2 separate regions of the Mus musculus genome follow, and region 1 is linked to region 2. A link is a loop called in an ENCODE intact Hi-C map of the cell type or tissue named here. Cell type or tissue: heart. All regions are shown on one strand. Links, peaks and the distances in the headings refer to the core of each region. The heading gives the core; the rest is flanking DNA.

Region 1 (2,917 bases), core at 269-2,768, 370 kb after region 2:
AAATAAAAGTAGTTTGCAACTTTATCCCAGCGCTAGTGATAGGCAGTTATTTTCAAATGGTAATTTGAAATTGAACCATCAATACCTAGTGTTCATTATAAACTATTACTAGATTCTTGAAGCAACCCCAGACTCACTGAGTCTGTATAGCAATTAGGACTTTTTTTTAGCCAAGTGAAATGACCATTGTTTTAGCATTCTAAAAGTACTTTCTACTACACTCTCACAGATTTGTCAAATTTTCTTATACCAATGTATAGGCCCATTGCAGTCTATACAATTCTTACGGGTATAATGGCTTTTATATAACGGCATAATTCACTCAGACTTCAGCAAGTTGGATAAGTGAATAAATGAATTCATGAAACTGTAACATGGCTAGCTTAGATGATGTAGAGGCCATTGTAGAGTCAGAACCGTGGGTAGAAATGGTTTTGTGGCTACAAACAGTCTGGAATAGACATCAAGGGCTCATTTATGCAGCTGGCATAATGGAATTGCTTTCCTTTGCCTAAATTAAGTTTTTTTTTTAAAGATTTACTTATTTTATGTATATGAGTACACTGTAACTGTCTTCAGACACACCAGAATATGGCATTGGATCCCATGACAGGTGGTTGTGAGTCACCATGTGGTTGCTGGGAATTGAACTCAGGACCTCTGAAGATTAGTCAGTGCTCCTAACCATTGAGCCATCTTTCCAGACCCCTAAATTAAGGTTCTTAAGTATAATTCCAATTAAGGAGACTAAATAGCAAGATGTAGCAGCATAGGTGGTTTGGAAACGAAATTTTCCTTTGAAAAAAGCCTGTGAGAAAAATACAGCGACTGACTGCTTACTGGGTGAACTGGTGTCCTGCTATCTGACACACATCCTTAATGTAGTCAGGTAGGATGGCTCCTCTGCTGCTCAGCAGACAGTTTGGAGAGCTTTCTCTGCACTTCCCACTATCACAGGTATTATGGGGCAAAACTGGGGGAAACACTGGGGGTATAATAGTGCAGGTCTAGTAAGGGGAGAACACGTTGCCTTGATTCCTAAGTCACAGGGCTGCGTGGCAGGGAAATCAACATGGGACCACCTTCTCTAGGGAAAGTGGCTCGTAAGAGTTGGGAAGTGTTCCCACTCTGGCTGGTGGCATTATTGCAAGGTTTATGCCATATATATATCTCAAGAAAGGGTAAAAAAAAAAAAAAAAAAAAAAAAGCTGTTCCAGGGTTGCCTTGAGTCTTAGTGTTCTAAGCAATTACAGTTCAGCAGGTAAAATTCTGCCCTCTGCTGGACAGTCAGAGGAGTGCGAAAGCATCCAGAGTAGGCTAGAAAAAATATTCTTGGGTTGTTGAACTTACAGCTAAACCAATAAGCTGGATGCAGGTGGAACCGTGGTCTTCCGCACAAGAAGTAGTTGCTGGGATTGTTTTCCCAGGCCCTTGGTGTCTCTGTACTGTGTGACTTACGGCAGGCCACACAAGTTCTTTTTGTTGCTTTTCCTCCTTGGCAAAGTGTGCAGGAGTAGTTCATCTGCAGGCAACGAGCGGGATTAGTTCATCTGAAGAATTTCTTGTATTTGACAGTGGCAGTTCATAAATTACTCTTATGACAGGCCACCTGACTAAAGGTGGGAACTAGCTGTGAGGTCCTAAGTAAGTTGTAAGTTGTTCCGAGAACGTATGTCAGCTGCCGGACTTGCTCTCAGGAGACGTTTCCTGACATGCTGCGTGCTCTCCCTCAGTCTCCCTGGAGAACGTTCTGCTGGATGTGAAGGAGCTGCAGAGGGGGATGGATTTAACCAAGAGAGAGTATACCATGCATGACCACAACACCCTGCTGAAAGAGTTCCTCCTTCACAACGAGGGCAAGCTGAAGAAACTGCAGGAGGACGCGAAGATTGCTCAGGTAGCCCGGGAGAGCGTGCCCTTCCAGGCCACCGGAGGCACAGGCTCTGTGGTGGGAAAGTAACGTTACATTTTTCTAATGTTGGTGGGTCAGCTTATGTCGCTAATGTCTAATTTTCCTCTTAGTGTCCTTGAAATTGCCTTTTCCAAGTGGGGCCTTTTGTGCTTTTCTATACAAGTCCCCTCTTCCCCTTTCCCTTTTCTCCTAAATTCTTCTAGCACAGGTCTGTGTTCAGGTTTGTAACATACCAGGCCTGGGCTCCCAAAGCAACATCCCTAGAGTTTAGACTTTCTGTAGATCTTAGACGTCATCCTCCTCTGCCACTCCAGGGACCTCTGATACACAAGTAAACCTAGACCGGGGTGCAGTGCACGGCATCATAGAGCGGGAGGTGGTGTGCCGGCAACTCGAGGCAGGCAGTGATAGCTATCACTGGTTTGGGGTTGTGGTGGAACACAGAGGAGACTGTCCCTTCTCATGGGGATAGTGCAAGGTGCATGAGTTGGGATTTAGAGCCAGAGTTGCTCCCTTGATCCTTCCTGACATCAGGGCTTAAGGAGTTGTGTCATGCTCTTAGGAAACTCATGGAAGAAATTTTGTGTGTGTGTGTGTGTGTGTGTGTGTGTGTGTGTGTGTGATATGATGCAGTTGGGGAAGAAACAGCCGGAGGCCCTAGGGGTGAGTTATTTGCCCCACTTCGTGAGGTATAGGTGATGTGAATCCTATGGGGTACAGGGTAAGCTTGTTTGCTTTAGTCGTCTGGCCAAGTGCATCCAGTCCTAGCACTAACGAGATTCAAGAAAATCGTGCTTCTTTTCAGGATGCCTTTGATGATGTGGTGAAATATTTTGGCGAAAATCCCAAGACAACTCCACCCTCCGTGTTCTTCCCTGTCTTTGTTCGATTTGTGAAAGCCTACAAGGTTAGTACGAGGACACCCTTTAGCCTTCTTCTCTGTTTCCTGTAGGTGACCCCCCCGCCCCCCAGAGGTATTTGTGACCTAACTCCTGTGCAGCAAGC
Region 2 (2,917 bases), core at 285-2,784:
GTTAAATATTTTCTAAAACCTATCTTGTGTATACGTCGTAGTTTCCAGGAGCAAAACATTGGGAACAGTGTGTTTTGTAAGTTTTGTGTCCTTTCTTTGAAAAACAATCGACCCAGTTCTTAGAATAATTTATGTACCCTAAAATCCATACATTGAAATGTAATCCTCAAGGGGGCAACATGTAAGGGTCTAGCCTTTGTGAAATAATTAGATTTCTTTTAAAGATTGATTTATTTATTTTAAAGATTTATCTATTGATTTTATACATATAAGTACCCTGCAGCTGTCTTCAGACACACCAGAAGAGGGCATCAGATCCCATTACAGATGGTTATGAGCCACCATGTGGTGACTGGGAATTGAACTCAGGACTTCTGGAAGAGCAGTTAGTGCTCTTAGCCATTGAGCCATCTCTCCAGCCCATAATTAGATTTCTTAGTTACTTTTCTATTGACTTTATAGGACACCACGAACAAAGCAACTTATAAGTGAAAGCATGTCTTTTATGTGGAGCTCACAATCTAAGAGAGTAGTAGGCTCCATGACATATGATGGGGAGCACGGCTGCCAAGGGGCACGGCACTGGAGCAGAACCCAGAGTTTACATCTGGCTCCTCAGGCAGGAGGCAGAGAGCTACTGGGGATGGCATGGCCTTTTAAAATCTCAAAGCCCATCCCTAATGACACACCCCCTAATCCTTCCCAAACAGTGCCACCAACTGGGGACCAAAGGTTCAAATATGGGAGCCTATGGGAACCACTCTCATTCAAGCTACTACATTAGAACAAGAAGGGACCGCCCTTAAGAGTTCACACTTATTAGGTAAGGGCGCCACACTCATAAGAAGAGGCTGGGAGGAATGGCCTGACCCACTTCCTTCACTCCTCTCTCATTCCCTCCATCTCCTCTTCTTCCCCCCTTTCTTCTTTCTTTGCTGGAAATAACAAAAATTTGCCAGTCTGTACCTGGAAGTGAGTCCTTACCAGAATTTGACTGTCCTGCCGCCCCGATCTAGGACTTCCAGTCTCCAGAACTATTGGAAGTTTCTGTGTCTTATAAGTGGCCCATCCTTGGCACTTCGCACATTCTGGACAGACACATTGCACAAGGTCAGTTTGATACAGATTCCTTCTTTTTAACTTCCGGTCCCCATCACTGTGTACCTGGAGCAGGGTAAAGGGAAGGGATCAGCCCGGAGATGATGGCTGTTTAACAACTCCCGTTTGCCTCGCATTATCCTCACTGTTGCTGCACAGTGAATAAAAGCATCAAGAGCATGCCTGCAATTCACTGTTTGGTAAACACTGAGCGAGCATCCACTGAATGCCAAATACTAGTAGTGGGGGGGTCCCAGCTTGATGGGGCGTGAAAACATCGACGAAAAGACTGCTTTCAAGGAATTCCATTCAGATGAGGAGAGTGACATATGCAAACACTAGAAGAGGAAACGTAGGGGAACGTGTGGGGAATGTCCGGGTATAGTCTCAGTATAGACCAATGATATTTTGGTACAGACCCATTTGAAGCTGGGCACCAACGAATACCCACAATCCCAGCACTCAACAGAGATAATAATAACTGCGTAATAATTGCAGGTCTGAAGTCAACTTGAGCTATGTAGTGAGCCCGTTTCACAAGCACAAAAATAAGTATATGATGCATGGGCAATGAAGAAGAAAATAGTAATTCTTGGTAATTGGTTTTTGTAAAATATAAGCTAAGTAAAGAATGAACAGAAATGATTTTAAAAAGTGACTGTTAAAAGAGTCAGCAACGATTAAATTCAGTAAATTGTATGTGTGCATATGTTTATCTATGCCTTTTTTCTTTATAAGACAGTCTTTATGTGTAGCCCTGGATGTAGTGGAACTCTCTCTCTCTCTCTGTAGACCAGGCTAGACGTGAACTCAGAGTTCTGCCTGCCTATGCTTCTAGAATGCTAGAGCAAAGGTACGCACTACCACTGCCTGGCTTTTCTATGCTTTAAAGGAATTTACTGTTAAAGTCCTAAAGACCTCCTGTCACAGGACTCCTGAAAGAGCTGGTTGATTTAATTCAATACGTTTTTACTGCCAGTGAAATTAAAGAACGATAAAATGGACTAGCTTAATTTTTACTTCACAGTTTATTTAAAACTGGTCTTGTTCACTGTCATACTACAATCTGCCCAGTGGGTGGCAACATTGTCTCACCCCAGAATCAGCTTCTCTAGAAAACAAAGAAACAGTAAAACAAATTTCAGGCTAGACCTAATTTAGCCAAAATTAACAACATCACTTTATCTACCTTACGAAACCAGGTGAGTAATACACCATTGTAATATGCCAACCTATAACAAATTTCAAATAATTTATAGTGAGTGGCAAAAGTAGCTGCTAATAAGTCACTTTGCTAATGAATGTCAACGAATTGGGCTGTGCTCCTAAAAAATATTCACCCAATCATCATCTTCTGCCCAATGTTTTAGTTTTAATATAGAAAATACGTATTTGTTTAGACTTAATCTCATGTGCGAAAGTCAGCGATTGTGATAAAGACTATTGTGCTAGAACTCCAGGAAACTGAGGCTGGGGAGATAGCTCAGTGGTTAAGAACACTTGCTACTCCCAGAACCCCATGATGAAGAGTTCACAGCCTTGCACCAAGCACACACTAGTGCCATGTCTAGCGAAATACTGCTTCTATTCTGGAATAACTAGACTTACACAGACACATAAATAAAAAGAGAAGGAAGGCCATGGGTCTCTGCAGAACAGTTTATGGGGTGGGACCTTAAAGATGGATAAGAACCATTATCATACACCGTCGTTGAAGATTTAAGGAGCACTCTAAATAATGTTGAACCTTAGTTACATAAGCTATAGGGTAATTTTCGATCATAACAGCATTTCCCCTTCTAGCTTTGAGGCACCGTTT

Evidence for each region. A loop is a pair of places that touch in the nucleus more often than their neighbours do. Peaks named below come from ENCODE experiments on the same cell type or tissue, not always from the same donor. Only the 100,000 strongest peaks of a DNase experiment are listed, where the experiment ranks them.
Region 1: a loop joins it to region 2, with 5 times the contacts of the local background. A loop is called at or near these places in 27 of 42 quality-filtered maps.

Annotation. Positions count from the first base shown.
Region 1 is chr2:53,120,755-53,123,671 of GRCm38, forward strand. Fmnl2 (formin-like 2) reads left to right here. Exons shown (of 27, transcript NM_172409.2): 22 at 1,734-1,897; 23 at 2,718-2,819. Among named protein-coding and RNA genes, the nearest start is that of Prpf40a, 69 kb to the right of the region's middle. In heart, for the core only: a CTCF peak has its summit at 1,296 (motif pointing left); no DNase peak of the experiment used is centred there.
Region 2 is chr2:52,754,708-52,757,624 of GRCm38, forward strand. No RefSeq gene overlaps it. Among named protein-coding and RNA genes, the nearest start is that of Stam2, 14 kb to the left of the region's middle. In heart, for the core only: no CTCF peak of the experiment used is centred there; no DNase peak of the experiment used is centred there.